Linked DNA regions of Homo sapiens: all the other regions are linked to region 1. Evidence: chromatin loops called from intact Hi-C (ENCODE). Cell type or tissue: heart right ventricle. All regions are shown on one strand. Each heading gives the region's core, and the rest is flanking DNA. Links, peaks and the distances in the headings are about the cores only.

Region 1 (7,496 bases), core at 1,732-6,731:
TGAACTCCAGCCTGGGCAACAGAGCAAGACTCCATCTCAAATAATAATAATAAAATAGTATCCACCTGCAAAAGGTTTTTGCGAAATACTGCAAAAATAGTATCCATCTGCAAAAAGCACTTTTTGCAGAACTTTTCTGTGACTCTGAACTTTTCTGTGACTCTGAAATTATTCTAAAACACAAGAACATTTTAATTAGGTATAGGTATCATCAAACTGAATGCTGAAATATTGAATACTTCCCCCTGACATCAGAAACATGGTAATGATATGTACCATCACCACCAATACCCAACAGTGTACTGGAGGTTCTAGCCATTACTGTCAAGAAAGGGGGGGAAGGAATAAAAACTGGAAAGCAAAATACCTGTCATTATTCACAAATGACGTGACGACATACATAGAAAGTCTGAAAGAATCTGCAAATAAATGATGCGATTTCACAGATGAATTTAGCACAGTTGCTAGAAGGAAGGTCAGTATACAAAAACCAACTGTATTTGTACATGCTTCTACAATCAACTAGAAAATAAAAATCTTTAAGACACCATTTATACTAACACCCAGCAATTCCATTCCTAGTACTTATCCAAGGAAAATGAATCCCCCAAAAGACATGTACACACTTTTAGCAGCTTTATCACAGTAATAAAAAACTGACAACCACCTAAAAGCCCATCCACAGAGGGCTGAATCACCAAACTGTAATATATTCATATATAGAAATACCACACAGCAATACAAAAGAGAAAGTACCATTTTATGCCACAGAGTCAATGAATCTCACTGCCCCACGTTGAGCAGAGAAACCAGATGCCAAAAAGTATATACTGTTTTTGTTTTGTTTTTGTCTTATTAGTAGAGACGGGGTTTCAGCATCTTGGCCAGGCTGGTCTTGAACTCCTGACCTCATGATCCACCCGCCTCGGCCTCCCAAAGTGCTGGGATTACAAGCGTGAGCCACCGCGCCTGGCCAAGTATATACTGTTTTATTCAATTACATTCAAGATGACGAAAGCAATCTAAGGTGGTAGAAGTTACAGTGGTTCACCCTTTTGGGGGTTTGGTATTGACAAGGAAGGGGATGAGGCAGCCTTTTGGAGGTGCTGGAGACGTGTGCTGGTGCCCACAGGGGTGTACATCTGTGTCAACGTTCATTGAACTGTACACTTCAAATTGATGCACTTTGCTGTACGTCCGTTAAATAAAAATGACTATGGAATAATCGCAACCAATCTAGACAATGATAATACTGTAGACAGCATATGACGAAAGCCTGGTCCAAAGCACCTGAGGAGGGGGATCGTAATGTCTGAGACTGACTCTTCAGGACTTAGAATCTCCTTAGAAAGAAAGATAAGTGTAAAAGTTACCACCCTATAATGATGACATAGATTTTTTTTCTTTGCAATTTTATCTTTTTTTTTTTTTTTTTGAGATGGAGTTTCACTGTTGTTGCCCAGGCTGGAGTGCAATGGCACAATCTCGGCTCACCGCAACCTCCGCCTCCCAGGTTCAAACGATTCTCCTGCCTCAGCTTCCTGAGTATCTGGGATTACAGGCATGCACCACCACGCCTGGCTAATTTTGTATTTTTAGTAGAGACGGAGTTTCACCATGTTGGTCAGGCTCAAACTCCCGACCTCAGATGATTCGCCCACCTCAGCCTCCCAAAGTGCTGGGATTACAGGTGTGAGCCACCGTGCCCAGCCCTTATATTTTAAAGGATATTGTTGTTTTACGCATTTTGTATCAGTCGTTTTCAAAAAGTGAATTGCCTATGTGTTACTATCTAGCTTGGAAAAACTTGCAGGTCTCTTTAGCAAACACACATTGTGTGGAAAACACGCTACTCTCTGTGAGAAAGCCAGAAAGGAGCCTCAGGAAATGAACCTGTAAATTAAAGAAAGGAGGGAGATGTTTCCTCCAGCTAGTGGGAAACCTGGAGAGAGGACAGAGGTGACTCTTCCCCAACTCCCACACCTGGACTTTTCCCTCACGGAGGAAGGAAGGAGATGCAGGTATATTTGCTGGAGGGATTTTCTCTGAAGTGGGATGTAAACAAAATACTGTGAAACCAACTTAAGGCAATTTGTCCGTTTATAATCGTTGGTAGATAACAGATGAGGTCCACAGATGTCCTGACCCAAACATCATGGCATGATGGAAGCAAGTCTCAGCCCAGACAGAGCCATATGCACATCATGTTTACTATCAGGCAGGTACAGGAACAGTTTTCAAATGTGTTCTGTGTACTTGACGAAGCCCCAGATCTCCGACCTTTTCGGTACTACTCCATTTCACTTGACACAAATGAAACGCTAGTCTCCAGTGAGGATCCAGCTAGCCTCTTGTCAAACTCAAAGGGCCAAGACTATTTTTTTTTGAAACAGAGTCTTGCTCTGTTGTCCAGGCTGGAGTGCAATGGCATGATCTCGGCTCACTGCAACCTCCACCTTCCAGGTTCAAGCGATTCTCCTGCCTCAGCCTCCCGAGTAGCTGGGATTACAGGTGCACACCACCACTCCTGGCTAATTTTTTTTGTATTTTCAGTAGAGACAGGGTTTCTCCATGTTGGTCAGGCCGGTCTCGAACTCCCGACCTTGGGTGATCTGCCCGCCTCGGCTTCCCGAAGTGCTGAGATTACAGGCATGAGCCACTGTGCCCAGCCCAGAAAGGTTTTCTTTTCTTTTCTTTTTCTTTTTTTTTTTTTTTTTGAGACAGAGTCTCCCTCTGTCACCCAGGCTGCAGTGCAGTGGCACGATCTCGGCTCACTGCAACCTCTGCTACCAGGGGACCTGCCCCGATAATCACGTACGTTCTTTTCTCGTTTCCCTAAGCGTCCGCCGGCTTGAGAAATAAAGGGACAGAGTACAAAAGAGAGAAATTTTAAAGCCGGGCATCTGGGGAAGACATCACATGTCGGTAGGTTCCGTGATGCCCCACAAGCCACAAAAACCAGCAAGTTTTTATTAGGGATTTTCAAAAGGGGAGGGAGTGTGCGAATAGGTGTGGGTCACAGACATCAAGTATTTAACAGGGTAATAGAATATCACAAGGCAAGTGGAGGAAGGGCGAGATCACAGGACCACAGGACCAAAGTGAAATTAAAATTGCTAATGAAGTTTCGGGCACCATTGTCATTGATAACATCTTATCAGGAGACAGGCTTTTGAGATCAACTGGTCTGACCAAAATTTATTAGGCGGGAATTTCCTCTTCCTAATAAGCCTGAGAGCGCTATGGGAGACTGGAGTTTATTTCATCCCTACAGTCTCGACCATAGAAGATGGCCACACCTAAGGGGGCCACACCGAAGGGGGCCATTTATAGACCCACCCTCAGGGGTGCATTCTCTTTCTCAGGGATGTCCCATGCTGAGAAAAAGAATTCAGCGATATTTCTGCCATTTGCTTTTGAAAGAAGAGAAATATGGCTGTGTTCTGCCCTGCTCACATGTGGTCAGAGTTTAAGGTTATCTCTCTTGTTCCCTGAACAATTGCTGTTATCCTGTTCTTTTTTCAAGGTGCCCACATTTCATATTGCTCAAACACACATGCTGTACAATTTGTGCAGTTAATGCAATTATTACAGGGTCCTGAGGTGACATACATCCTCCTCAGCTGACAGGATTAAGAGATTAAAGTAAAGACAGGCATAGGAAATCACAAGGGTATTGATTGGGGAAGTGATAAGTGTCCATGAAATCTTCACAATTTATGTTTAGAGATTGCAGTAAAGATAGGCATAAGAAATTACAAAAGTATTAATTTGGGGAACTAATAAATGTCCATAAAATCTTCACAATCCACGTTCTTCTGTCATGGCTTCAGCTGGTGACTTCCTGCAACACTCCGCCTCCCGGGTTCAAGTGATTCTCCTGCCTCAGCCTCCCCAGTAGCTGGGACTACAGGCACCCGCCACCACACCCGGCTAATTTTTTGTATTTTCAGTAGAGATGGGGTTTCACCATGTTGGCCAGGCTGGTCTCGATCTCCTGACCTCATGATCCACCCGTCTCGGCCTCCCAAAGTGCTGGGATTACAGGCTTGAGCCACCGCGCCTGGCCAAGGTTTTCTTAATGGAGGGACATAAAGTCGATATTAGTCGAAAGGGGCAAGTCCCCCTCTTTTACAATGGACACAGAGCTGAAAAGACTATGAGTGACAAAAACTGGTGATAAGTGAAACACAAAACAGGAAAATAGAAGGAGTTACAGTAACATTGTTTGAAGTGTTTTGTTTTTGTTTGAGACGGAGTCTTGCTCTGTCACCCAGGCTGGAGTGCAGTGGTGCGATCTCGGCTCACTGCAACCTCCATCTCCCGGGTTCAAGCGATTCTCCTGCCTCAGCCTCCTGAGTGGCTGGGATTACAGGTGTTCACCACAATGCCCGTATTTTTGTATTTTTAGTAGAGATGGGGTTTCACCACGGTGGCCAGGTTGGTCTCGAACTCCTGACCTCAGGTGATCCGCCTGCCTCGGCCTTCCAAAGTGTTGTGATCACAGGCGTGAGCCACCGCGCCTGGCCTGTTTGAAGTTTTCTTAATGTATTGCATTTAATCAAAGAGGATTGTAAAATGTTTTTAAACTCAGGTGAGCTCTGAAAGTGCCTAGTCCTTGTATTTACCCAAACCAGTGTTTAACTCCTGCCACTGCCACTCACAAAATGCTGGATTGCCTACCACTTACTTCACTCTGCTCCTTGGTTTCTTAATCTGTATAATAGGATCAGAAATTCTTCTGTGAGGAAATTCGGAAAGGAAAACCCAAACGTAGCAGAGACAATGGACATTGGCACCCTTCTGCCCCCTGGTGGTAATTTTTAGAACCATGTGGGCAGTGGCGAGGCTAAAAATAAAATGTGCAAAGTGTAAAACAAAAACCACGCAGTGTCTTCCTTGTCATGCACAGCCGCGTTCGAATCGCTCATTGTCTTGCCTCCTCAGTGCTTTCTCCCGCCCACGACTATCAGTGGTCCAACCACACATTGCAGGAAGTTCCAGGAGTCATCCACTTACCCTAGAGCAAGCTTGTCCCACCTGCTGCCCGCGGGCTGCATGTGGCCCAGGTGGCTTTGAATGCAGCCCAACACAAATTGATAAGCTTTTTTTTGTGACTTTTTTTTTTTTTAGTTCATCAGCTATCATTAGTGTTAGTGTATTTTTTAATGTATGGCCCAAGACAATTCTTCTTTTAATGTGGGGAGAAAAAAGATTGGACACCCCTACCCTAGAGGAATGATAGTGTTTAGTATTTGTTTTCATTCTTATTTTCCTTCTCCTCTATATCGCATGGATTGTGGAGCGTGTCCATGTCTTCAGGTCATCAGCATGACTTTTAGGGGAGGTGACTACAGAGTCAAAGCCATGGGAGATGCGGAATTCAGCTGAAGATCACTTAAACATCCAGCACCGCTGTAGCACTAGTCATAGAAAGAATATGAAGAGAATTCAAGATTAAACAGATTGGCCAGGCGCGGTGGCTCAGGCCTGTAATCCCAGCACTTTGGGAGGCCGAGGCAGGCGGATCACCTGAGGTCAGGAGTTAGAAACCAGCCTGGCCAACATGGTGAAACCCATCTCTATTAAAAGTACAAAAAATTTAGCCGGGTGTGGTGGCACATGCCTGTAATCCCAGCTACTCGGGAGGCTGAGGCAGGAGAATCGCTTGAACCCGGGAGGCAGAGGTTGCAGTGAGCCGAGATTGTGCCACTGCACTCCAGCCTGGACGACAGATCAAGACTCTGTCTGGAAAAAAAAAAAAAAAAGATTGAGCAAAGCAGTCAATAGATTAATTGGATTTAATTAAGTGATGAAAGAATTGAGTAATGGAACTTCACCCATTCTAACCATGTGATAAAGTAGAAAAGGTTCAAAGATTTAGTAGGGGTTTAAAATGAGTTTAAGAGAATGGGATTACAATTCCAATCCCATTGGTAAGACAAATTTTATTTCTAAAAATTCATGTATTTCCCCCCTTTATACAACTGCAAATGCGAGTTTGGAGCTAGAGTGGGAGAGGAAAGCAAAGAATGAAGGGAAAGAAATAGGAGGAAGATTCTAGAAATGGGGGCAGCATGGGAGAAGTGGTGGGAGCAAAGTCCTGGCATATAGATGCCACAATCAAAACTTCTGCCCTGTTTCCTAGCTGCTTGGTGTCAGCACTGGGGCCATTCCCCCAGCCTGTGACCTTGGCATCCCCTATGTTGACCTGGGCTCTTCCTCTGTCCTTCCACCTGGATGTCCTTTAGTGGGTCCTGGCCAGGGTCCTATTGCTCCCTTTAACCTCTGGAGCTTTTGTCTGCTACATTTTCTTACACTGATGCTGACTCAGACCTAATGCTGGGTGAAGTTGTGATGTGGCTGAAGTGTCTGGGTGTAATTCAAGAATCCTCGAGGGAGAATCAGGAGTTTTGGGTTCCGGTTCCAACTTGGTAATTTACCAAGTCACAGCCTCCTGGAGCCTGGTTTTCCCTATCAATAAAATGAAGAAATCTGTCTTCTCTAGTTCATAAGTTGTCAAGATCAAATGTGTAAATACATAGGAAGTTCTTAGGAAAGGGAAGGCTTCTATCACTGTAAAGAAGTATCATTGATAACTAGTATATGATAGTCTGCTGCCGTCTGCCTTCCCCATATGTACCCTATCATGCTCTGAGTCCCTCCTTCCTGCCTTTTCCCCATCTCTTATCACAACCTGCTTTTTGTATGTGATTGCTATTTACACCTTGATAATATTAAATCAGAGATATACACAATTAAATTTGAGATAGTTACGCCTTGTCCAGAAATATTCACATATTAAGCTTGATCGCTATTTGGGTGGTAAAAAGTTAGTCCTTGTTCAAGAAATGTTAACCAACAGTTTGGGGTAGGAGGGAGAAGTGAGGCTTTCCTTGTGTTCTGAAATCACTATATTTCATGCCTGAATTAGCCTGTCTGAGCTGGAATTCAGAGTGAATCTTTGGATCCATGTTTTAAAGGGACAACTATAGAGACTCCCATTGCTTTTTCTATGCACATAGTTTTTGTGCGGTTTTTACTGGAATCTTATTACAGTTACAGTTACCATCCCATGGACCAACATGGTCCATCGAGGGCCTTGCAGTGAGAGGGTCAGTCCATAGATGCTGGAGCCACATGACGTGGGTTCAAATTTCAACTCTCCCACTTATTAGTGTGTGACCTTGGACAGGCTGCTTCACTGCTCCGGCCCTCAGTTTTCTAATTTGCAAAATGGGGGAGATTAATAATACCTATCTCCAGAGGTTTGTTGGGAGGATTAAATAATAGGCCTAAAACACCTAGAGCAGTGTCTGGCACTGAGTACACATTAGCTGGAATTTATTTCAATTGCATGTTTGAAAAAATTTAAACCATTCAGAAATTTAATTTTAAAAATAAAAAATGAAAAGTCACTTAAGCTCTCTATCTCCCACTTTAACCCCACTCCTCTTTCCACAGGCAAACTGTTAACAGTCACTTTGCACACATCA
Region 2 (7,496 bases), core at 1,144-6,143, 160 kb before region 1:
ACTCGGGAGGCTGAGGCAGGAAAATCACTTGAACCCAGGAGGTGGAGGTTGCATTGAGCTGAGATTGTGCCACTGCACTCCAGCCTGGCGACAGAGTGAGACTCCGTCTCAAAAAAAACAAAAACAAAACCAAAAACAAAAAAATTGTTCTCGCCTAAATCCAGCCACTTTCCTCCCCAAGGAAACTAGGGAACCTGAACATGACTGTGAACAAGTCCTGATACAGACCTATGCAGCCAGGGAAGATCTCAGGGAAACCGCTAGAGAACCCACACTGGACCCTCTTCACAGATGGGAGCTCTTTTGTAGAACAAGGAATCCATAAGGCAGGATATGCAGTAGTCACTCTAAATGACGTCATTGAAAGTGTGTCTCTCCGTCCAAGCACTCAATTAGCTGAGCTGATAGCTCTTACTCGAGCACTAGAATTAAGCAAAGGAAAGGTAGCTAACATTTGCACTGACTCCAAGTATGCTTTCTTGGTTCTTCATGCTCATGCTGCCATCTAAGCTTTCTTTTAAATATTTTCAGTATGTCCAAGAGAAAACACCTGCTTCCGTTTATTTAGCGGTAATAACCTATATGGACTTAAAAATTTTTTTTGTACAGATGAGGTTTCACCATGTTGCCCAGGCTGGTCTTCAGACTCCCAAAGTGCTGCGATTACAGGCGTGAGCCACTGCACCCGGCCAACATTTTCTTTTTTAGAAACAGGGTCTCACTCTGTTGCCCAGGCTGGAGTGCAGTGGCATGATCACGGCATACTGCAGCCTCGACCTCGTGGGCTCAAGTGATTCTCCTTCCTTAGCCTCCCAAGTAGCTGGGACTACAGGTATGCACCACCACGCCCAGCTAATTTTTTTTTGTTTTAATTTTTATGTACAGACAGGCATCTTACTATGTTGTCCTGGCTGGTCTCCAATTCCTGGGCTCAAGTGATTCACCCGCCTTGGCCTCCCAAAGTGTTGGGATTACAGACATGAGCCACCACACCTGGGTTATTGTTGGATTTACTGAAGAAAAGGGGCAGGAGAAAAAAGTTAAATTACGACAAATCTCTAGGTCAATTAGAAGCCATATCTCTGGGATATTTTAAAAAATCAGTCTTACCGCTTCCGACTCTAAAAGTTAATGCCATTAGTAACAACAGCAGGAAAAATAAACCTGATAAAAACCAGCCCATTCATTTTAGCAAAAAAGCAGTTTAACTCAAAATACTTAGACCAAAGTATAACACTACGTACCCAAGGTGCCCCACCCACCAGCAAGAAGAGAAGAAATAATTGCTTTAAAAATCAAAATATGCGGCCAGGCGCCGTGGCTCACCCCTGTAGTCTCAGCACTTTGGGAGGCCAAGGCAGGCAGATTACCTGAGGTCGGGAGTTCAAGACTAGCCTGGCCAACATGGTGAAACCCTCTTTCTACTAAAAACACAAAAATTAGCCGGGCGTGGTGGCGCGTGCCTGTAGTCCCAGCTACCTCGGGAGGCTAAGGCAGGAGAATCGCCTAAACTCAGGAGACGGAGCTTGCAATGAGCCGAGATCCGCCACTGCACTCCAGCCTGGGCGACAGAGCAAGACTCTGTCTCCAAAATAATAATAATAATAATAAATATGCTCAGCATTTCTTCCAGAGATAGCAACGGTGCTACTCCTGAGAGTGCTCGGAAGGACTAAAGCTGGAGTGAAGATAATGTCTAGGGATTGGTATCCCACAAAGGCTTTCAAAGCCCAAGGTACCACAAGCACACTAAACTCGTCTATGAATTAGAAAACAAGATATCACTGCTGCTTCTTTCTGTCTTTTGAAATGTACAATATTTTGTAGGCTCTGCCCTTCGATGTGAAAGCAGGACTAAGAAAAAACAACTAAGAGGGCCAGGCTCGGTGGCTCACGCCTGTAATCCCAGCACTTTGGGAGGCCGAGGCAGGCGGATCATGAAGTCAAGAAATCAAGACCATCTGGCCAACATGGTGAAACCCTGTCTCTACTAAGAAAATACCAAAATTAGCCGGACGTGGTGGCAGGCGCCTGTAGTCCCAGCTACTCAGGAGGCTGAAGCAGGAGAATCATTTGAACCCAGAAGGCGGAGGTTGCAGTGAGCTGAGATCTCGCCATTGCATTCCAGCCTGGGCAACAGTGTGAGACTCCGTCTCCAAAAAAAAAAAATAGAGACAGAGTCTTGCTATGTTGCCCAGGCTGGTCTCCAACTCCAAGCTAAGAAATGTGAAATTATTTGACACCTAAATTTTTAGAACCATTTATCTTAACTGTGAAATTAAACAGATCTACCTTCTCCTGCCTTCAGTCAAACCACCTCACAAAAATAAGAGAACTGAAACAATCCAAACATGATCTTTTTTTTTTTTTTTTTTTTTTTTTTTTTTTTGAGATGGAGTCTTGCTCTGTGGCCCAGGCTGGAGTGCAGTGGCACGATCTCGGCTCACTGCAACCTCTGCCTCCCAGGTTCAAGCGATTCCCCTGTCTCAGGCTCCTGAGTAGCTTGGGACTACAGGCACACGCCACCACGCCTGGCTAATTTTTGTATTTTTAGTACAGATGGGGTTTCACCATGTTGGCCAGGCTCGTCTGGAACTCCTGACCTCAAGTGATCCACCCACCTTGGCCTCCCAAAGTGCTGGGATTACAGGAGTGAGTCACTGCGCCTGGCCCAAACATGATCATTTTTAAAGTCCTTGAAAGTATTAAAACTTTGAAAAGAAAAGAAAGAAGGAAAAACAAAAACATGGCAGTGCAGGAAAGCTTTACAAGAAAGAGGGGGTGAAAATCAATGGGCTTGTCTTTTTTTGTCAACAAGCAAGTGCAAGAAGGTTCATTTTGTGACTTGTTCAGTTGTGTTTTGCATATCTCCATTCTGATCGGAAGGGACTTTGAGGTTTTTCTGCAACTCCTGAGCATCTGCAGGCTCCATCCTCTTATCCTTTATCTGTCTTTGTCTCAGTCATCTCAAAGCCAAACTTCTGTAGAAGTCAATTGCTGACTCATTGCTGATCTGGACAAACAGATGTTGTCAAAAGTGCCATCTTGGCTGGGCAGTGGCTTATGCCTGTAATCCCAGCACTTTGGGAGGCTGAAGTAGGCAGATCCCTAGAGTACAGGAGTTCGAAACTAGCCTGGCCAATATGGTGAAACCCCGTCTCTACTAAAAACACAAAAATTAGCCAGGCGCGGTGGCTCCCATCTGTAACCCCAGCACTTTGGGAGGCCAAGGCGGGCGGATGTCCTGAGGTCGGGAGTTCAAGACCTGCCAGGCCAGCATGGTGAAACCCCGTCTCTACTAAAAATACAAAAATTAGCCGGGCGTGGTAGCACATGCCTCTAATCTCAGCTACTCGGGAGGCTGAGGCAGGAGAATCACTTGAACCCGGGAGGTGGACGTTGCAGTGAGCCGAGATCGCGCCACTGTACTCCAGCCTGGGTGACAGAGCGAGACTCCATCTCAAAAAAAAAAAAAAAAAAAAAAAAAAAAAAAAAAAAAAAAAGAAAGAGAGAGAGAGAGAGAAAGAAGGAGAAGAAAAAGGTGCCATCTTCTCCACAGATGTTTGACACGATTTAACATCTGAGTTGCTATTCCTGGCCTTGGGTAAGGTGCCGGACACCCTGGTGTGATGATGTGTCTGCGAATGATCCACCGTCCCGCCCTCGCCCCAGCTTTGCTAGCTCAGCCTCCAGCACGCCCTTGTAGGACGTGTCCCTGCAGCCGACTGAAAAGGTGGCCTGGATGGGTGTCTTCAAGTACGGAGAACTGCGGTGTCGCGCCTCCGGGCCCCATCCGGCTCCCAGCATCTTCTCCCGCTGCGGAGGCCGCATTTCCACTCAGGGCAGCGCCGCCGCGGTGGTTCCGCCCTGTCGGGCTCAGACCGGCCTGGGCGCCTCCGCGGGGAGCTGGGCGGTGGCGGGGGCCGCGGGAGTGGAGCCGGCCCGAGCCTCCAGGGGGCGCTGGCGGCCGCTTCCTCCATCCGCAGGCGGCTCCCGGCCACGCCCGTCGCTGAGCGTGAGGCGATGGCGGCCGAGCTCAGAACACTGGTCCCCGGAATGGAGAGCTGAGGGGACAGATCTAAGGGACATTTATAACTCCGCAGGGACTCCGGGGTGGGAGTCAGTCCGTCTCAGGTGCGTCTCCGGAAGAACTTCGGCGTCCTCAGGGAATCAGTCCCTGCCCCAGTGAGAAAAACCTTGCTGGGTCCTCCCTGATCCCCGCCACTACTTTTTTCTCCTTAGCAAAATCCAGATATTGTTTGAGTATTGGGCAGCCACGTGCTTCAGGGGAAGCTGAGCCCCTTCCCAGTGTGAGAGTTGGGGGTGAGTCTTAGAATAAATCAATCACAGCAATTTTATTATTATTGCCGTTATCATTGGTTTAGGAACGGACAGGTGGCAGAATTCTGGCCCATGAAATATAAGAAGAGGCCCACTGTGGAGCTTCTGAGGCCGGGCACGGTGGCTCACGCCTGTAATCCCAGCACTTTGGGAGGCTGAGGCTGGCGGATCACGAGGTCAGGAGTTCGAAACCAGCCTGGCCAACATGGTGAAACCCCCATCTCTACTAAAGATACAACAAATTAGCCGGGCGTGGTGGCGCGCACCTGTAATCCCAGCTACTCGGGAGGCTGAGGCAGGAGAATCGCTTGAACCCAGAAGGCAGAGGTTGTAGTGAGCCAAGATCGTGCCATTGCACTCCAGCCTGGGTGACAGGGCGAGACTCTGTCTCCATAAATTAATTAATTAATTAATTAATTAAGACATAGTCTTGCTACGTTGCCCAGGCTGGTCTCCAACTCCTGGGCTCAAGTGGTCCTCCCGCCTTGGCCTCCCAAAGTGCTGGGATTACAGGTGTGAGCCAGAAAAGTTTGTTTAAATTGTGCAAAAATATACATAACAAAATTTACCATTTTTATATTTTACTTACTTTTTATTTATTTCAATAGGTTTTTGGGGAACAGGTGGTGTTTGGTTTCATAAGTTCTTCAGTGGTGATTTCTGAGATTTGGTGCAGCCATCACTCGAGCAGTGTACACGGTACCCAACGTGTGGTCTTTTATCCCTCGCCCCCTTCCCACCCTTTCCCCTGAATACCCAAAGTGCATTGTATCTTTTTTTTTTTTTTTTTTTTTGTGAGATGTAGTCTCTCTGTGTCGCCCAGGCTGGAGTGCAATGGCACGATCTCGGCTCACTGCAACCTCTGCCTCCCGGGTTCAAGTGATTCTCCTGCCTTAGCCTCCTGAATAGCTGGGACTACAGGCACATGCCACCAAGCCCAGCTAATTTTTGTATTTCTAGTAGAGACGGGGTTTCACCATGTTGGGCAGGATGGTCTCGATCTCTTGACCTCATGATTCGCCTGCCTCGGCCTCCCAAAGTGCTGGGATTACAGGCTTGAGCCACCGCACCCGGTCCACTCCGTGGCTTTCTTTTCATCATCTTGATGGTGTGTTTTCATGAACTAATGTTCTTAATTTTCAAGTAGTCCAATTTATCATGTTTTCATTTTGATGTCTTATATATGAAATTTTTCCTACCCCAAGGTCATGAAAATATTTTTTTCCTTTTAGAAGCTTCACCACTTTACCTATTACATTTATATCTGTAATATGCCTAAAATTTAGACCTTTGGATTAATGTGAAGAAGGTCAAGATTCTTTTCTTCTCCATATGGATATACAACTGACTCAATCCCATTTATTATAAAGAGTTTCCTCACTGCTCTGCAGTGGACTTTTGTCATTAATCAAGTTTGCATACATGCAAGCATCTATTTCTATCCTCTATTCTGTTCCATTGGTCTGCTTATTTATTCTTGTGCCCAAATCACACTCAACCTTAATTATTTTGGCTTCATTAAAAAGTCTTAATAACATACAGTGTGAGTCCTCCAGCTATGCTCTTCAAGATTATCTGGGGTATTCTGGGCCATTTGCATTTTCATATAAAATTTTCAATAAGCTTGCTAATTTTTAGAACGCTATGAGCTGGGATATTGAGTAGAATTACATTGACATCTTCATAATATTTAGCCTTCTAATTCATGAATATGATACGTATCTTTATTTAGATTCTCTTTAATTTTCCTCGGTCGTGTTTTGTAGTTTCCTTTGTAGAGTTTTTGCATGTTTTCCATTAGATTTATTACTAGGTATTTGATGTTTCTTGATGCTGTTGTAAGTAGTGTTTAATGTTTTTCTTATTGCTGTTATAAATACGACCAATTTTTCTATATTTACCTTTTTATTCAGCAACCTTACTAAACCCATTTTTCACTTAGTCGTTCATCTGTAGATGCCCGCCCGCCCGCCTGCCTGCCTGCCCGCCCACCCGCCCGCCTGCCCGCCCGCCTGCCCGCCTGCCCGCCTGCCCGCCTTTCTTTTCTTTCGTCTTGCTCTGTCACCCAGGCTGGAGTGCAGTGGCGTGATCTCAGCTCACTGCAACCTCCACCTCCTGGGTTCAAGTGGCTCTCCTGCCTCAGCCTCCTGAGTAGCTGGTACTACCGGCACATGCCACCACACCTGACTAATTTTTGTATTTTTAGTAGAGACAGGGTTGCACCATGTTGGCCAGGCTTGTCTCAAACTCCTGACCTCAGGTGATCCACCCACCTTTTCCTCCCAAAGTGCTGGAATTACAGGCGTGAGTCACCGCATCCGTCCTTGTTCTGCAAACACAATCATGTTGTCTGTGAATGACAGTTTTAGTTCTTCCTTTCCAATTCTTATGTCTTTCATTTCTTTTTCTTGTCTTGTTGTAATGTCTACACCTTCAACAGAATGTTGAATAGAATTAATCAAGGGAATTTCATTCTATTCTCAAACTCCTGACCTCAGGCCATCTGCCTGCCTCAGCCTCCCAAAGTGCTGGGATTATAGGCTTCATTCTATTCTCTTGTTACCAACATCATGAAGAAAGTTTCAGTGTTTTACCATGTTTCTAAATTATTCATGTCTCAAAGAAGAAAATACAATGAAAATTTTAAATGTTTCATTGAAAAACAATGAAAATGTGACATAAGACAATAAGGAGGTAGCTAAAACTGTACTTTGAAGAAATTTTGTCTCAAATGCAAAATAAAAGCTGGACATATCCGTGAGATAAGTGTTCATCTCAAGGTGTTAGAAAAAGAGCAAATTAAACCTAAAGTTATTAGAATGAAGGAAATAATAAAGATTAGAGCAGGAATTCATGAAATAGAAAGAAATAAATAATAGAAAGGATTATCAAAGGCAAATATTAGTTCTTTGACCCTTGTGCACTATTGATGGGAATGTAAATTATTACGGCCATTATGAAAAACAGTATGGAGGTTTCTGAAAAAATTAAAAATAGGACTACCATATGATCCAGCAATGATATATACTAGGTGCATATCTGGAGGAAATGAACTCAGTGTGTTGAAGGGACACCTACACTCCCACATTAATTGCAGCGTTATTCATAATAGCCAAGATATGGAATCAACTTAAGGAGCCATCAACAATGTGGTA
Region 3 (7,496 bases), core at 1,144-6,143, 75 kb before region 1:
GTTAGAAACAACCCAATAATCCAGACAGTTTATACATGAGGGGGTTTGTGGCCCTCCCTGAAGAGCCAGCTTATTGCTAGGTTACCTGAAAAAAGACTCACAAGGGTCATCCACTTAACAAACTTGTTTATCCCTCTGCATTACACCTCTGGCCCTGGCGATTTATTAAACAGGCTTTCCGACCCAGGGCTTGTATTAGTTGACAACATCGTGACAAGTTTGCATCATGGGCCATGAAAGGCATAAAAGGTATTTTGAGGCTTCTGTCCATATCTGTAAAACAAAAGGAGAAATAGTCTTTAAAACATTTTTAATATAGGTTTTTAATCTATCTAGAATTTATTTTTGTTATGGAGAAAGTAGAAATTTCATTATTAAATACATACTGTTAATATTGTATCCTGCTCCTATTTATTGAATAGCTTATGCTTCCATTGATTTACAGTGCCTCCTCTGTCACATATCAAGTTTCCATATGTACATATACATGGGCCAGCTCCTGGACTGTCTGATTCTTTTGGCCTCTTTGTCTACACATAGGCTAGTACTATACACTCTTAGTTGTTCTCACTTTATAATCAATCTTAGGGTTTTTGTTTTGTTTTAGAGTCACGGTCTTGGTCTGTCACCCAGGCTGTGGTACAGTGGCATGGCCATAGCTCACTGTACCCTTGAACTCTTGGGCTCAAGAAATCCTCCCATCTCAGCCTCCCTAGTAGCTGGGACTTCAGGTGTGCACCATGACACCTGGTCAATCCTTTTTATAGATCTTTTATAATGTTTTAAATAAGCTTTTTTCTAGGGCTGGAGTCTCACTATGTTGCCAAGGCTGAGCTCGTATTCCAGATCTCAAGTGATCTTCCTGGGATCGTAGGCTGGGATTACAGGCATGAGCCCTGTGATCACGGCTCACCGCAGCCTCTGTCTCCTGGGCCCAACTCCTGATCTTGAACTCCTTGGCTCAAGTGATCCTCCCACCTCAGCCTCCCAAGTAGCTGGGACTACATGCACACACCACTATGCTGGCTAATTTTTTTGCATTTTTTTGTACAGACAGGGTTTCACCACATTGCCCAGGGTGGTCTTGAACTCCTGGGCTCACGCAATCCGCCTGCCTTGGCCTCCCAAAGTGCTGGGATTACAAGCATAAGCCAGGGTGCCCAGCCCCAGTCTTCATTTTGAAAGAGCAATTCCCTCAAACTTTTGGTTTTAAAAAATTGTTTTGGTTATTCTTGGCCCTTTACTCTTCTATATAGATTTTAGAACGTACCTTGTGAAGTCACCTGGAAGTTCTGTTGGGATTTTTATTGAAAATTGAAAATATAAATCAATATGCATGTTGAATCAATAGACTTGGGAAGAATTGGTATCTTTATGATGAAATGCATTCTCATCCATGACTGTAGCATATCTTCATCATCTTTTATGTCATTCAATATTGTCTTTGAAGATCCAATAAAAAGATAGGGTTCTCTGCTTGGGTTTGGCCCCTGTAGAGGCCAAAATATTATCTTTATTGCTGGTAGCGACCAGGTTAGAGGACGTAGCTTTAGGTCTGTTAGCTGAGTGTTTAGTAGATCAAGGCAACAAATATACAAACAATTTGATAAACATATATATATATATATAAAACACCGCCAGCAGTTTGCTCCCCAAAAAGAAAAGCAGAACTAACATATCCAGATTATTCTTCCTAAATTTACTATTTAACATCACTCTGTCCTCCAAGGAGCAGAATGAGTAAAGAGGCAGAGAGACTGAGACTATCACACCAATAGAGGTCCTTGAAATGAATGGAAATCTTAGGAGTAGGAACTAAGCATGCTTTCCTCACAGGCATCTAAGTTGTTTGTGTACAGATCCTTTGCCCATTTAAAAAATGAGTAATTTGGCCGGGTGGAGTGGCTCATGCCTGTAATCCTAGCACTTTGGGAAGTCGAGGTGAGCAGATTGCCTGAGCTCAGGAGTTCAAGACCAGCCCGAGCAACATGATGAAACCCCGTCTCTACTAAAAATATTTAAAAAATTAGCTGGGCATGGTGGTACACACTTGTAATCCCAGTTACTTGGGAGGCTGAGGCACAAGAATTGCTTGAGCCTGGGAGGCAGAGGTTGCAGTGAACTGAGATTGCACCACTGCACTCCAGCCTGGGTGACAGATTGAGACTCTGTCTCAAAAATAAAAAATAAAATAAACTAAAATAAAAAATGCGTAATTTGTCTTTTTATTGTTGAGTTGAAGTCCAATTTATTTACTTCTTTTGTCACTTGGGCTTTTGGTTTCATATCTAAGAAACCATTGTCTAGTTCAAAGTCACAAAGATTTACTCCTTTGTTTTCTTCAAAGGGTTTTACAGTTTGATCTCTCACATTTAGGTCTATGAGAATTTAGAATTATTTTTTTGTTTATGGTGTGAGGTAGGAATTCAACTTCATTCTCTTACATGTGGATATTCACATGAACTATAATCTGTTCAATCATTTCTCCTTTACTGTTATTTTCTTCTGAGGCTTTTAAAAGGGGATATATTAGAGACCCAATGTATTGTCTCGATTGCCTAGCTGATGTCACATATTTTTTACTTGAAAAAATGTCTTTATCGTGTTTACTGCTCTGTCTTGTGTTAATTCACAAATTTTCTCTTTGTGCTCAGTATGGAGTTTATTCTATTAGATTTTAAAAGTCATTAAACATATGTCATGTTCGTAAGATTTCTAACCCATTTTTTTCTCATTTAAAAATAAACTAATGAATTTACTATTTTTGAATATGAAACATAGGCACACAGCACAGAATTCAAAGAATAAAAAATACAATGATGAGGTTATTGGCTTTAAAAATATTTACCTGTTCTTGTTTCATTTTTGTTAGTTCTTGTTTCATAACTTTGTTATAATGTGTGTTATTTATAGAGCTATAAGTGTGTGTGCAGGGGGAGTTGGTAGAAGACAACATAGGTCACAGCCTGTGCAAGGAAGAATAGTGGGAGACAGAAATAAAGAGGTAAGTTGGGGTCAGTTTGTGGACTTTGGAATAAAAGGGAAGAAAACAGTTGTCGAAGAGTATGAAGCTTATTATCTTAGCCATGTAGTCTTTGAATAATTTTTTTACCACTTAATAAACATTGTGCTTTAAGAAGGCTAAAATGCTTCAGATATACCAAAGGGAGGAGATGGGTAGTCTAGGCCTCATTAAAAGGCTTCCATCTCAGGTGGGTACCCAACCACCTTATACTTCCTTGACCCCTTTTCACAGGCCTGTATGCTGATTATAAGCCAGACGTTTCAGACATTTTGTGAAAAGATTTTAGTGTCTGGCTATATTTAAATGCTCTGTTTTATCACTTACCCTTCAAAGTCCCCTCCTCTCCTGCCCCTGATGTGGCCACTCTGAAAGGAGTCCCTCTCCCCGGGATCCAACAGTGTTCTCCCAGCAGGGGGCAGCAGCGGCACATGTCAGGTGCCCAGGGGAGGGTGGGGTGCCAAGGGGTGCCCTGTGGGGAGGAGCTTGCATGAGGAAACACATGGAATGGAAAAAGTAAACTAGTTCCTCAGTCCCACTTCAGAGTCAAACCCGCACCTGTGGTGAGTTGAGCCACAAATATGTTTTCTCTAAAGCTGGCAGCCGTTTATTTTGGAAGGAGGAAGATGCACTCAATACTATTGAGGACCTGGCTTTTTTTTCTTTGCTTTTTCCTAATTTCTTATCCTCTGCTTCGGCCATAAATGTTCTAGTTTCTCTCACTCTTCTCTTTCCCTTCCTTCATGTCCAACATTTTCCCATTTTTTTCCCAATGGTCAGGAGTATAGGTCTGGCCAAATAATCACCTTCTAGTAATAAGAATATTTCTGGAAATAAGAAACACAGCATAAGGGAAGGGAAAAGCTGGTTGGCTCCCCCAGTTCCTCACCTACCCCAGAGGCATCACACTGATCTCCAAGACTATCATCACCCGGAAGGCAAAGGCCTCTCACAATTTCTTACACATCTCTATGTTCCCCACTCACTTGCTAGACTGGATGAGAACATAGACACCCACCTGCAATCTGGTCTATAGCTTTGTCCACACCCGCATGGCATGTGGAGAAGGAATGCCTGGGGGTAGGACCTGGGGGGCTGGGGATCAAAACACTGTAATGAGGGGTAGTTTTGCAGAAATCCCCAAAAATGTGATCCTAGGACCTTCTCACTGCTTCTCCCTGAAATCCACTGTTACAATGCCCTTATACTATCTCGGTATCTAGGTGTACCACAGTAGAGGCAGCGTGGTAACTGTGTGACCTCTAACCTAGTCCCACCATGGCCAAGGTGACAAACATGTACATGGGAGTTTATCATCTTGGGCGTGGTTGAACTAGGTTAGAGGTCACATAGTTAATTTTGGGCAAGTCACTTGCCTTCTCTGGGCCTCAGTTTTCTTTTCTTTTTTTTTTCTGAGACAGAGTCTCACTCTGTTGCCCAGGCTGGAGTGCAGTGGCGTGATCTCAGCTTACTGCAAGCTCCACCTCCCGGGTTCATGCCATTCTCCTGCCTCAGCCTCCCGAGTAGCTGGGACTACAGGTGCCCACCACCATGCCCGGCTAATTTTTTTGTATTTCTAGTAGAGACGGGGTTTCACCGTGTTAGCCAGGATGGTCTCGATCTCCTGACCTCGTGATCTGCCCGCCTCGGCCTCCCAAAGTGCTGGGATTACAGGCGTGAGCCACCACGCCCGGCCCTCAGTTTTGTTATCTATAAATGGGTATTAATAATGCCTTTCATAAATATCTCACAGAGGACGGGCGCAGTGGCTCATGCCTGTAATCTCAACACTTTGGGAGGCCAAGGCTGGAGGATTGCTTGAGGCCAGGAGTTTGAGACCAGCCTGGGCAACAAAGTAAGACCCCATCTCCACAAAAAATAAGAATTAGCTGGGCATAGTGGTGCATGCCTGTAATCCTAGCTACTTGGGAGGCTGAGGCAGGAGGATCCCTTGAGCCCAGAAGGTGGAGGCTGCAGTGAGCTGTGATCGTGCCACTAGACTCTAGTATGGTGACAGAGTGGCGCCTTGTCTCTAAAATATAATAAAAATAAATACCTCACAGACGTGAGATACTCAAGTAAGATAATAATGTGAAAAGTTTGCATTTATGGTGGAGTGTTTTTAAAACATTATTTATCATTACTAGCTCTTTTTCAAGAGCACTTTGGCCCTTGTCTCATGGGCATGTTGCTTGAATTTCAGCCAAAGGATTAGGTGTTGGGACAAGTTGGCTTAAAAACATCTTTTAAAATTTATTTTAATTTATTTTTAGAGATATGGTCTCTCTATGTTGCCCAGGCTGGTCTTGAATTCCTGGCCTCAAGCCATCCTCCTTGCCTCAGCCTCCCAAAGTGCTGGGATTACAGGCATGAGCCACCAGGCCAGGCCAAAAATTTCTTATCTTTAATTATTACGGATACATAATAGTTGTACGTCTTTCAAATTGAACTCTTGAGGGGTCCAGGGCCATTGAGAGGAAAGACAGCACAGAACCAGGTGGATTTATTTCTAGGGATTTGGCTCCTAGCCCCTTGTCAGGGAAGGTGGCTTCTTTCTTTCCCTGGGGCCAAGAGAGACTAATAGGGAGATGTATCTCTAGAATCCTAGGTCTGAATGAGACGCCAATGGGTCATTGGTTTTAGGTGTTTTTTTGTTTTTGTTTTTGCCCCTCAGGTAAGGCTACATCGAAACCACACTAAGAGGATCAGAAAGAATATATGTTAAATGTTTCCAAGGAGATTCTATATTCTTTCCAGGTAATTCAGGACTAAGGATGTTTTACAGCGAGTTCTTCTTTTTAGCCTTTTGGCTGCAATTGAGGGTTGAAAATGCTTTGAGGGTAGTCTATTCATCTTTATATCCTGTCCAAACCCAGCACAAACAGGCCCTAGGGTCCCGTCTATTGACCTGAACTGCATTGTTCTGCTCTGCCTGGAGCTAGGAAATATGCTGGTCACTATTTTTTGTTGGCTTTAAATATAGTATTTGCAAAGTTCAAAACAAATCTTATGATCATTTGGCTTGTGGCTTCTCTCCTAAATCTCCCTCCTTTTAGAATGGTCAGGATGGGAGGAGGACGTGCCAAGACTGAGCTTCTGTTTCTTTTCAAGGACAGTCCCTGCAATGGCTTCGTTTGACCTACCCTCCCTTTTCTTATCAAATGAAATCAGCTACCACAGGAAATTGACTTCTCCAGATTGTAGGAGACAGGAAGCAGCACCACAAAGCAGGTTCCAGGGAGGGAAGGCAGAGATGAGAGAAACAGCTCGAGTCCCAGCTCGGTCAGTGCCTGGCCCCGGCCTCGCTTTCCGCCTCTCTGTCTCATTCTTACCATCTCTAGCCTCACCTACCCTTCTTCTGGGTCCTGGTGTCTGAGGCTGAAAGGCGCTGTAGAAGTCTCCAAGGCCAGCCTCCCTCCCCACTCAGTCACTCCCAACAAGCCTTCCAGCCTGTGCTTGACCCTTCCAGGCATGGAAATTTTACTGCTTCCCCTAAGAAACCAGCTCTGTTTTGCCTTTTATCCATCTGAAACCTCCCTCCTCCAGTGTTCTTCCACTGGCCTCACTTTTCCTTGGGACAGCCCTTTCCATACCTGAGTCTCCAGGCTAAGCCCTCCCGGGGAGGTCTCTTGGTAGAGGCATGAGTTTCTCAGAAACTCAACCAGAGGGAGTCAGGAAGGGGTCTAAGCAGGAAGGAAAAGGTGAGAACAATGCCATCGTGGGCCCTTTCCTTGCCAAGGAGTTATGTGTGGTGGCTTTAACTTGATGTTTAGTACAACTTCAACGTGCTTTTCTTCTCCTGCATGACTACTGCCTTGTGGGAAGAGTGTCTTCTCTTTTAGCTCACTTCATTAATTTTTTATGAAATATCTAAATACATATATAAAGGTGTCATGACATTCCACTCCTAAATACTTCAGTGTGTATCTTTAAGACGTAAGAATATTGGCCGGGAGCGGTGACTCATGTCTGTAATCCCAGCACTTTGGGAGGCCAAGGTGGGTGGATCACCTGAGGTCAGGAATTCAAGACTAGCCTGGCCAACACGGTGAAACTCCATCTCTACTAAAAATACAAAAATTAGCCAGGCGTGGTGGTGGGTGACTCCAATCCTAGCTATTCCAGAGGCTGAGACATGAGAATCACTTGAACCCGGGAGGCGGAGGTTGCAGTGAGCCGAGATCACACCATTGCACTCCAGTGTGGGTGACAAAGCGAGACTTTGTCTCAAAAAAAAAAAAAAAAAAAAAAAAAAAAAAGAATATGTTCTGCATAGCCAAAATCAAAATATAACACCCAACAAAATTAACTATAACCTCCCGACATTATTTAATACTTAATCCACAAAATTTCCCCAGTTGATTCCAAAATGTCCTTTACTGCTGTTTTGTTCAAACCAGGATCCAATCCAGGACCACGCATTTCATCTGGTTGTTATGGAACTTAGGGCTCTTTTATGGATGATGCTGATAAA

Evidence for each region. Hi-C counts contacts between places; a loop is a spot of excess contacts. Peaks named below come from ENCODE experiments on the same cell type or tissue, not always from the same donor. Only the 100,000 strongest peaks of a DNase experiment are listed, where the experiment ranks them.
Region 2: it touches region 1 in a loop (5-fold over the local background); 50 of 110 quality-filtered maps call a loop at or near these places.
Region 3: it touches region 1 in a loop (11-fold over the local background); 101 of 110 quality-filtered maps call a loop at or near these places.

The regions. Positions count from the first base shown.
Region 1 is chr3:196,680,255-196,687,750 of GRCh38, forward strand. No RefSeq gene overlaps it. Among named protein-coding and RNA genes, the nearest start is that of CEP19, 28 kb to the right of the region's middle. RefSeq lists an enhancer at 2,785-3,286. In heart right ventricle, for the core only: CTCF peaks have their summits at 4,820 (motif pointing left) and 5,022 (motif pointing left); a DNase peak (open chromatin) is centred at 4,837; H3K4me3 peaks cover 917 bases; H3K27ac peaks cover 968 bases.
Region 2 is chr3:196,524,984-196,532,479 of GRCh38, forward strand. It overlaps the pseudogene NAA50P2. Among named protein-coding and RNA genes, the nearest start is that of SMCO1, 13 kb to the left of the region's middle. RefSeq lists an enhancer at 2,935-3,004 and a silencer at 3,775-4,074. In heart right ventricle, for the core only: a CTCF peak has its summit at 3,955 (motif pointing right); a DNase peak (open chromatin) is centred at 3,918; H3K4me3 peaks cover 941 bases.
Region 3 is chr3:196,606,023-196,613,518 of GRCh38, forward strand. No RefSeq gene overlaps it. Among named protein-coding and RNA genes, the nearest start is that of LINC01063, 23 kb to the right of the region's middle. In heart right ventricle, for the core only: CTCF peaks have their summits at 3,437 (motif pointing right) and 3,642; a DNase peak (open chromatin) is centred at 3,459; H3K4me3 peaks cover 122 bases; H3K27ac peaks cover 2,719 bases.